Linked DNA regions of Homo sapiens: all the other regions are linked to region 3. Evidence: chromatin contacts called from ENCODE Hi-C or POLR2A ChIA-PET data. All regions are on one chromosome and are shown on one strand. The core of a region is the stretch at or near the end of the contact, and the rest is flanking DNA. Distances in the headings are between cores, read along the strand shown.

Region 1 (3,356 bases), core at 241-2,740, 150 kb after region 3:
ATCTGGCCTTTTTGTCCTCCTTTTTTCCCTGCCCTTTTTTCTTTCTTTCTTCCTCCTTCTGTTTTGCTGTGTGGGACAGGAGACTTCATGTCCTCTTAGGAGTAAGCCCTCCTAGCCATATGAGACCTCACCTTCTAGGAGTAAATTAAACCATTCTAGATCTGAGGAATATGACTGAACCTGTGACCGCAGACTCATTTTCTTCTACAATGCTTTCTCCTAAAGATTTCGGAGAACGGGAAATGTGAAAGAAAAACAAAATCTCGGGATCCCAAACTCACTATATCAAAGGAAAAGTTAAGGTTGGAAACTTTTTTGGAGTCACACAAAAAACTACCTTCCTTTTATTCCCAAATGGATAGCTGTAATTTCACATGCTTACTTTATCTTATGTAAAATGTAGAATTACTGAGCTTGAGGTGAATGTATAATTGACTGTTTCCCCCATTCCTTTCTTTTCACTGAGTGCTAATCAAAACCTTACAAGGATGTAAACACTTGCCCCATTCCTTACCCTCCCTTTTTTTTCCCCTCTCCTTCCCTCCTGCTTGCTCTTTTGCCTTTAAATATTGAAATTCCTAAAACCCTTTTTGGAAAAAATACAGGTTACAGATCCTACTGTAACTTGTGTTTCTTTTTCCTGGGTGCATCCTCAACCTAGGCAAAATAACCTTCAAATTGAGATCTGCTTCAGCCACTTTTTGATTTACAATAGCAATACCTTGGCGTGACCAAGATTCTGCACCTGAGAGTGAACAGGTTTTGATGTAAGGCCCTTGGTTGGACTACTGCTGATGTGATAAGCTGTGCCTCTTCCCTTCTCGCCCTTCCTCCCACTTTGCTCTGGGATCTGTGGGTGATTACATTGCTCTGTGGAACGGTATCACTGTGGTTGGACTTCATTCCAACCAGGATACATCTTCACCTGCAGATATAGGGAACATCAATGGTTTAAGACTGTTCCCTTACTCTATCTAACCTACATGCATCCCAGGAAGAATAGTAAACCCCTAGTTACAAATAAAGAGGTCTAGAATCATAGTTGTCAAGGAATGATCTCTGGATTATGCAGCAAATCTAGTCTCTAAATGTGAAGCTGAAACTTGAACCCAGGTCTTCTGTATTCCTGTCATTTTCTCTGTACAACCCTGTGTCTCTATCAACCAAACCATCTACAAGCATCTGCAGGAATCTACTGGTTAGCAAGCATGCTCCCAGACATTTGGGGTGGGAGGAGATACAAATAGAAAAATAGAAAAATACCAGTTTACAGCTATATAAGAAAGCTGCTAGTAACAACTCCAGACCAGTGCTAACAGAGATACACACACACGCATGCACGCACACACACACACACACACACACAGAGACAGAGAGAGAGAGAGAAAGAGAAAGCAAGCAAGCAGGGGAGACGGGGGAGAGTCCGTGTGAGAGTGAGCTTGTTCACTGGAGTGGTCACAGAAGCTTGGATGGGCCTGGGAGGATTCAGTTCATTATTTACTCAGGCAACAAGGATGTGGTGAACCAGAATCTGGGCTGGGTACAGGAAAAAGGCTACATTCCTGCAGATATTGATGGTCTAGCTGGAGAGATATATGCGCCAACAAGGATTACAGTGAGTATAGCAAGTGCTACTGTAGAAGCCAGGGGTGCTGTAGGGCCCCAGAGAAAGGTGATGGACCCAACTGAGCACCAGGAGGAAGAGAGGATTTAGTAGGATATATGAGGCAGTGCAGTGATAATGTAAGGTGGCAGGTAGATCTGTAGGAGGGGCACCATGAGGGTACAAGTGAGCTGGAAGGAGGCGTGGAGAGAAGTGGGCATGGGGACTGGGGACACAGGGACTTCAGAGACACGTGGGATATGGGAGAATTTGCCTTGAGACTCTCACAGTGTCTTTCCAAACCTGTTGTACTTCACTGCATCCTTAGCATTCTCTCTCTTTTTTTTTTTTTTTAAACTTTAAGTTCTGGGATACATGTGCACAACGTGCAGGTTTGTTACATAGATACACGTACCATGGTGGTTTGTTGCACCCATCACCCTGTCATCTACATTAGGTATTTGTCCTAATGCTATCCCTCCCCTTGCCCCTGACTCCCTGACAGGCCCCAGTGTGTGATGTCCCTCTCCCTGTGTCCATGTGTTCTCATTGTTCAACTCCCACTTATGAGTGAGAACATGCAGTGTTTGGTTTTCTGTTCCTGTGTTAGTTTGCTGAGAATGATGGTTTACGGCTTCAACAATGTCCCTGCAAAGGACATGAACTCATCCTTTTTCATGGCTGCACAGTATTCCATGGTGTATATGTGCCACATTTTCTTTATCCATTCTATCATTGATGGGCATTTGGATTGGTTCCAAGTCTTTGCTATTGTGAATAGTGCCACAGTAAACATACGTGTGCATGTGTCTTTATAGTAGAATGATTTATAATCCTTTGGGTGTATACCCAGTAATGGGATCGCTTGGTCGAATGGTATTTCTGGTTCTAGATCCTTGAGGAATCACCACACTGTCTTCCACAATGGTTGAACTAATTTATACTGCCACGAACAGTGTAAAAGTGTTCCTATTTCTCCACATCCTCTCCAGCATCTGTTGTTTCCTGACTTTTTAATGATTGCCATTCTAACTAGTGTGAGATGATATCTCATTGTGGTTTTGATTTGCATTTCTCTAATGACCAGTGATGATGAGCTTTTTTTCGTATGTTTTTTGGCCACATAAATGTCTTCTTTTGAGGAATTTCTGTCCATATCCTTTGCCCACTTTTTGATGGGGTTTTTGTCTTTTTCTTGTAAATTTGTTTGAGTTCTGTGTAGATTATGGATATTAGCCCTCTGTCAGATGGATAGATTGCAAAAACTTTCTCCCATTCTGTAGGTTGCCTATTCACTCTAATGATAGTTTCTTTTTCTGTGCAGAAGCTCTTTAGTTTAATTAGATCCCATTTGTCAATTTGGGCTTTTGTTGCCATTGCTTTTGGTGTTTTAGTCATGAAGTCTTTGCCCATGCCTATGTCCTGAATGGTATTGCCTAGGTTTTCTTCCAGGGTTTTCATGGTTTTAGGTCTTACATTTAAGTCTTTAATCCATCTTGAGTTAATTTTTGTATAAGGTGTAAGGAATGGGTCCAGTTTCAGTTTTCTGAAGCCATTTTTCCCAAGGCCACTTATTAAATAGGGAATCCTTTCCCCATTTCTTGTTTTTGTCAGGTTTGTCAAAGATCAGATGGTTGTAGGTGTGTAGCATTATTTCTGAGGCCTCTGTTCTGTTTGATTATTCTATATATCTGTTTTGGTACCAGCAGCATGCTGTTTTGTTTACTGTAGGCTTGTAGCATAGTTTGAAGCC
Region 2 (3,691 bases), core at 515-3,014, 210 kb before region 3:
AGAGATGGGGTTTCACCATGTTGGCCAGGCTGGTCTCGAACTCCTCGCTTCAAGTGATCCACCCGCCTTGGCCTCTCAATATAAACTTTTAAAAATGATTCAATTTTATCTCTGCTATTGGCTTTATGATGATATACCTGTTGTATTTTTTAGAGGTTGTTCAGTGTACAATATCTATAACTTATCACTGTATACTTTCAAATAATATTACTTCACTTCATATGGAGTATATGTACACTGTGTTTCTCCTCTGTTTTCTGTTGTGCTGTTATTGTTACACATTTTAATTCTGTGTGTCATAAATTCCACAGTAGATTGTGTGTTTAAAAAATGTATTCGCTTAACTTTGAAAGAGATTAAAAATGAGAAAATAAATCCTTTTTATTTTCTTATATATTCATTATTTCTGTCACTTTTATTATTTGCATCAGTGTAGGTTTCCATCTGGTATTATTCCTTCTATCTGAAAAACTTTATCATTTCTATTAATGGAGGCTACTAGTGATGCATTGTAAGCTTTGAAGCCCAGAAGGGCTTCGTTTCACCTCCTCTTCTCACCTTCATTTGTGAAAGTTATTTTCACTGGCTATAGAATCTTAGGTTGATAGAGTTCTTTTTTTCTTGTAGTACTTTAAATATGTGGCTGCATTTTCTTCTGACTTAACATAGAGTGTGCTGTCAGTTTTATCTTTGTTCCTCTGTTTATAAAATGTGTCTTTTTTTTCTGGCTCCTTTAGTGCTTCCCTACCCACAGATGATTTTAAGAATTTTTTTTTCTCCCTAGTTTTTAGTCATTAGCTTATGACATGCCTTTATGTGGTTTTTGTTTATTTATTTATATTTTTAATTTTAATTTTTATTTTTGAGACAGGGTCTCACTTTGTTGCTGAGGCTGTTGTGATCATAGCTCACTGCAACCTTGGACTCCTGGGCTCAAGCGAACCTCCTGCCTCAGCCTCCTGAATAGCTGGGATTACAGGTGTGCAATAAAAAGTATTCCTGGCTAATTTTTACTTTTTTTTTTTTTTTTTGGTAGAGACAAGGTCTTGCTATATTGCCCAGCTGATCTTGAACTTCTTGGCCTTGAACAGTCCTCCTGCCTTAGCCTCCCAAAGTGCTGGGACTGCAGGCATGCACTACCATGCCTAATTTTCTTTTATTTTTTATATTCATATAATAAATACGATTTATTTATTTATTTATTTTGTTTGAGACAGGGTCTTGCTCTGTTGCCCAGGCTGGAGTGTGGTGGCACGATCATAGCTTACTGCAGCTTTGACTTCCTGGGCTTCAAGCAATCCTCCTACCTCAGCCTCTCGAGTAGCTGGGACTGTAGGCATGTGCCACTGTGCCCAGCTAGTTTTTATATTTAGTAGAGACAGGGTTTGGTCATGTTGCCCAGGCTCGTCTTGAACTCCTGGGCTCAAGCAATCCACCCGCCTTGGCCTCCCAAAGTGTTGGGATTATAGGTATGAACCACCGTGCCCAGGCTCTGTGGCTAATTTCACTCCACTAGTAAGGTGTTATTTTTCTGAGGACTGTAGCAATGCTCCATACATTACAAGGTCTTTCTTCTCTAGATGGTAGAAATATGAACATTTTCCAGCCCTGTGTGAGCTTTGAGGATTGTTTTGCTTCCTTCTACTGGTGGTTCATTTTTTCTGAGGCGGGAGTTTATTTTCTCACATGCTTAGATCAGTAGTCAGCCAAACCCTTAGGGAACCCCCACTTGAGGTGGCTGGAGCTCTCTCTCTGTTCAGCTTCCTCCTTTCTGACACTCTGGCACATAGATTCTAAATACCTGATCTCCCTGAACTCAGAGGTTGTCTCAATTAAGTGGAAACTTCAGGCTCTTGGTTTCTTCTCCCTGTCATTTGGCCTGGAGACTGCTTACAGGCAGTAAGCTGGGCCAGTTGTAGTAGATCTCACTTCATTTGTTTCTCTTGTCACATCTTTTATCTAGTTTTCTAATTGTTTATGGTGGTAGGCTAAATTCAGTCTCTATTACTCCTGAAGTAGCTAGTGATTTAATAATTTGCATATTTTTTTCTTTTTTACCCTGCCTCCCACCCTAGAATCTGTCTAGTGTGAGTTATGGACATCGTGTCATTTTACCCTTAAATATTTAAAATGAACCTCCCAAAATTTAGAACCTTCTCCTTATAATAACAATGTTGTTGTACTAAGGAAAATTAATATGAATTTCTTTCTTTTTTTTTTTTTGAGACGGAGTCTTGCTCTGTTGCCTAGGCTGGAGTGCAATGGCACGATTTCGGCTCACTGTAACTTCTGCCTCCCGGGTTCAAGCAATTCTCCTGCCTCAGCCTCCCGAGTGGAGACAGGGTTTCACCATGTTGGCCAGGCTGGTCTTGAACTCCTGACCTTGGGTGATCCACCTGCCTCGGCCTCCCATAGTGCTGGGATTACAGGTGTGAGCCATCACGTCTGGCCAATATGAATTTCTTAATATAATCTAAGACTGATTCTGCTTTGTCTAGGATTGTTTCCAAATGTCGTTTGTTTTCTTCTCAATTGGATTCTTTTTCTATTTTCCTTTTATTGTTTCTTTCATGGTTTTTTTCTCCAGTGTGTTTTTACAATGTTATGTTCATGGTTGTGTGTCTCTTCTCTACCCAGTTATTCTTTTTGCTATGATATAAAGTGGGTGAGTTTATTTTTTATTTTTTATTTTTTGAGGTGGAGGCTCACTGTTGTTGCCCAGGCTGGAGAGCAGTGGCGTGACCTTGGCTCACTGCAACCTCCGTCTCCCGGGTTCAAGAGATTCTCCTGCCTTAGTCTCCCAAGTAGCTGGGATTACAGGCGTCAGTCACCACGGCAGGCTAATTTTTTTTTGTATTTTTAGTAGAGACTATGGGTTTCACTATGGTTTCACCACTCTGTTGGCCAGGCTGGTCTCAAACTCCTGACCTCAGGTGATCTACCCACCTCAGCTTCCCAAATTGTTGGGATTACAGGCATGAGCCACCACACCCGGCTTGTGATTTCTTTTTTCTTTTCTTTCTGCCTCTGAGACCAGTGTATTTTTTTTCCGCCTTCCAATCTTAGTTTGAGGGGCTGATTATTTTGTGTTTTATTCACGTTTCTGCAGTCACGGGGCTGTGATCATATATAATTTTTTTGAGAATTCCAGGACTCCCATTCTCTTGAGATTTTTAAATAAGTGAATTGTGTGGCATCTGAGGGCTAGGGGCAACATCAGAAGTCCAGTGTGCCATGCTTTCCTACATTTTCATTAAAATATTATTTCATTCCTTGGCTGCCTGTTTGAAAGATTATATTATTAGGTTATGACCAGTGTTGTATTTAGCACACTGTCTTGAAAAAAGAAAAAAAAAATCCTCTGATTTGGCTGGGTATGGTGGCTCACACCTGTAATCCCAGCACTTTGGGAGGCTGAGGCAGGAGGATCGCTTGAGCCCAGGAGTTTGAGACCAGCCTGGTCAACACAGTGAGACCCTGTCTCTACAAGAAATACAAAAGTTAGCCAGGCATAGTGGTGCGTGCCTGTAGCCTGAGCTACTGGGAAGGCTGATGTAGGAGAATCACCTGAGCCCTGGAGGTCAAGGCTACAGTGAGCCTTGATAGTGCTACTGCACTCCAGCCTGGGCAACAAAGTCAGACCTTGTCTCAAAAAAAAAAAAAAAAAAAAAAAGTTCTCAAATTTGTAGCC
Region 3 (3,172 bases), core at 611-3,110:
TTAAAAAAAAAACAAAAAAAAAACAGCCCAAAACCTGAGGTGCCGAAAAGCTAAAACAGATATCAATCAATCACATCACTAGATGCTGGATGTAGAGTCCAAGTTTCTGGACCTACCATCTAATGCTCTTTCTACGCACCCTTGCATTTGTTTATTTCCTTCTGACTCGGCCAGTTTCAAAAGAGAAGAATAAAAGATAGCAAGGAGCAAATAGCAGCGAAGATAACGGGATAAATCCACCAAGAAATAGCGGGGGAAAGGTAAAGAGAAATCCCACCTGCCCCCCATCTGATCTGTTTCACTGCAGTTCTTCTTATGCTCCACCTTAAAATGTAAAGAAACGGATGCTAAGAGCAAGGGCTGCTGATGCCAAGAATAACTCCGGAGGAGACACAATACACCACCCCAGTCTCCAGTGAAATGAACTGTTTAATCAAAACTGCGCTATTCTGTAAATATTCAGTCTATTGATGAAGAGCTCTGCAAACAGGGGCAGCTCCTAAGCAAGGCAGAGAGAACCTGGAAGGAACTGAAGAAGACAGAGAAAAATGGCAGATGTGCCTGTCTTGATGGTTGGGGTGGGAGGACTTACATATACACTCTGTGTTCAATGCATGGGAGGTGAGGCAGAGGGGGCAGCAGAGAAATTCAGAGTAACTCTCTTAATCCTTGGCTTTGCCTGACTGGCTAGAAGTGTAGTTCTTTTTTTTCTTTTTTTTTTTTTTGAGACAGAGTCTCTCTGTGTCACCCAGGCTGGAGTGCAGTGGCACAATCTCGGCTCACTGCAAGCTCCGCCTCCCGGGTTCACGCCATTCTCCTGCTTTGGCCTCCCGAGTAGCTGGGACTACAGGCACCTGCCACCACGCTCGGCTAATTTTTTTTTGTATTTTTAGTAGAGAAAGGGTTTCACCATATTAGCCAGGATGGTCTCGATCTCCTGACCTCGTGATCTGCCTGCCTCGGCCTCCTGAAGTTCTGGGATTACAGGCGTGAGCCACTGCGCTTGGCTGAAGTGTAGTTCTGTTAATTATAATGATGCAAATACTTATTGTGCACTTCCTGTATACCCTGTGTAGTTTATTAACTTTTCACAAAATGCTCTAAGGTAACCAGAGTCATCGTCAGGGATGAAACTTAGACAATTTGGTTCTAGAGTCAACATTCTTTTCTTTTCTTTTTCTTTCTTTTTTTTTTTAGGTGACGAATCGTAAGTGTATAGCTCTGTGAGTGTTGTGAGTGTCTATTATGTTTACAACCACCGTAACCACCACCACCATCAAGGCAGAGAACATTTCTATTCTCTGAAACGTGTCTCCAGGCAACACCACCAGCAGATGTAACTGTTCAGACTTCCATCACCGGAGATTAGTTTTGCCTGCTCTTGAACTTCGAGTTAGTAGATTCACACAATAGATGCTCTTTTGGGCCTGGCTCTTCTCACCCAACATTAAGTGAGATTCATCCACGTTGTGGTATGTGCAGAGCCTGCATCTTAACTGCTCTGTTCTGCCTCTCATCACATTAACTAATTCCGTGTTGCCTTCCAGAAATGTTTCCTTGGAAAGTGGATTGGGTTTTGCAGAGCTGACTGAGCCTGAAGGAGTGGAGCGAGAACACAGAAGGTTAAGTTCAGAGGGTGGCCCAGAAGAGAACTTTTTAGATAACTCCCTGGTGCTGCACAATTCTGTCTCTCACGGCCAAGTTTCGTGGTCCCAGACTCACTGGTATCAGCACAAGTTCCTCTTTTGATTTTGTTTCTCCTTTCACAGAACTAACTTAATCACCACTGCTTTCTCAAACACGTGGACAGCATTCTCAGGCATCATTTAGGGCAGTGGTTTTCAACTGAGGGGTAAGTTTGCTCTGCTGTTACCTTCCCCCACCTTGGGGCATTTGGAAACATGGCAACACCTGGAGATAGTTTTGGTTGTCAAAACAGGGGGCAAGGGGAGTTCTACTGGCATTAGTGGGTAGAGGCCAGGGATACTGCTCAACACCCTTCAATGCACAGGACAGCCTCTCACAACAAAGAATTATCCAGCCCCAAATGTTAAGTGTGCTGTGATCAAGAAGTCCTGGTCTAGGGTCAACACAGGAAGTTGGTGGCTGTTCCCTTTTCTGATATAGTAAGAGAGCAGACACAGCGGAATGAATAGAGCTCTTGACCAAGAGTCAGAAGATCTGGGTTCAGGGCCCCACTTTGCACCAACTAGCTGTCTGACCTTGTTGAGATCATTTAACCTCCGCAAGGCTGATTTCCTCGTCTGTCACTTAGGAGCTGTGACGCCTGCCTTTCTTACTTACACGCTTGTTGTCAGAATCACAAGTGAGAATGTCAGTGGAATCTCTTTGAAATGCTTACATGTTATTGTTTTATTTGACTGTGACAGCAAATCAAGCTTATATGGGTGTTTTTGTGTCTAATGTCAATGCAAGAATAGTTTCGGCAGGGTTTCTGTTGCCCTGTGTTCAATTTCCAGGGTCATAGCCTCCTTCTCACATTTGTGTGGGAAAGGAGCTCATATACAAAGGGTGTTTCCTGGAACTGTGGGCAGGGCTTCAAACATCCCTGCAATTCTCTAAGCCTGCAGCTCTCCACACTGAAACTTGTGGTCTAGAAATTCTCTTTTAAATGCTTGTGAGACCTCTGAAGGGGTTCGCTCCAGAAAAGCAGGGCCTTTTTAGCACTGAAAGTTGGATTTTATTTTGCCACATAAGAGACTTAGGGCTGTCGCCCCTCCTGGGTGAAGATATGCAGTGTTATGGCAACATCAGTCTGATAGAACGTTGTTGAGCTCAATGTGCTGTGCCACATAGTGGAGAGAGGGGGCACAATTCTCTCTGAGAGGCAAGAGCCCTGGTGCTGTGCAAGCTGGCACCAAAACAACATTGGGTATTGGTCAAAACCTTGGGGATCTTTGCCTTGTGAATACACAGGAGAGTGAGGTGAGGCAGTTAACAGTTCTACTCAAACACAATTGTTGAAGGGAGACTTAGTAAGGAATAGTGTGGGACATGGATATTTTGTCATCATTAACAACATAAACAGTGTTTGGATTCAAGGGGCAAATTTGCCCTAGACTAAAGGCTGTTCTGGTCCCATCTAACAAAGTTTTAAAGCAAGTCTCAAAAGGGTCAAACTATTTCCAAGTAATTTAACTGCACCCCAGGA

Evidence for each region. A loop is a pair of places that touch in the nucleus more often than their neighbours do. ChIA-PET counts read pairs that join two places held with the same protein, here RNA polymerase II (POLR2A). Pooled maps may share reads with other maps.
Region 1: a loop to region 3 is called in a pooled map, with 2.8 times the contacts of the local background. The contact joins two enhancer-like sites. A Hi-C loop is called at or near these places in 1 of 37 single-sample maps with no recorded cell type and 5 of 50 pooled maps. POLR2A ChIA-PET finds 5 or more read pairs at or near these places in 2 of 52 experiments (OCI-LY7 and naive thymus-derived CD8-positive, alpha-beta T cell).
Region 2: a pooled map shows a loop between it and region 3 (2.6-fold over the local background). The contact joins two enhancer-like sites. A Hi-C loop is called at or near these places in 1 of 168 maps with a recorded cell type or tissue (heart left ventricle) and 5 of 50 pooled maps. POLR2A ChIA-PET finds 5 or more read pairs at or near these places in 4 of 52 experiments (GM10248, T-cell, activated T-cell and 1 more).

Annotation. Positions count from the first base shown.
Region 1 is chr15:58,367,650-58,371,005 of GRCh38, reverse strand. No RefSeq gene overlaps it. Among named protein-coding and RNA genes, the nearest start is that of LIPC, 63 kb to the left of the region's middle. RefSeq lists an enhancer at 1,507-1,686. Within about 2 kb of position 1,490, at least 2 of the 41 ENCODE cell types and tissues checked have a DNase peak (open chromatin) inside an H3K27ac peak, as active enhancers do.
Region 2 is chr15:58,722,709-58,726,399 of GRCh38, reverse strand. The region is part of intron 1 of ADAM10 (ADAM metallopeptidase domain 10); the gene reads left to right. Among named protein-coding and RNA genes, the nearest start is that of ADAM10, 25 kb to the left of the region's middle. RefSeq lists an enhancer at 1,818-2,037. Within about 2 kb of position 1,764, at least 7 of the 41 ENCODE cell types and tissues checked have a DNase peak (open chromatin) inside an H3K27ac peak, as active enhancers do.
Region 3 is chr15:58,516,964-58,520,135 of GRCh38, reverse strand. All of the region lies in intron 1 of LIPC (lipase C, hepatic type), which reads right to left. Among named protein-coding and RNA genes, the nearest start is that of LIPC-AS1, 20 kb to the right of the region's middle. Within about 2 kb of position 1,860, at least 6 of the 41 ENCODE cell types and tissues checked have a DNase peak (open chromatin) inside an H3K27ac peak, as active enhancers do.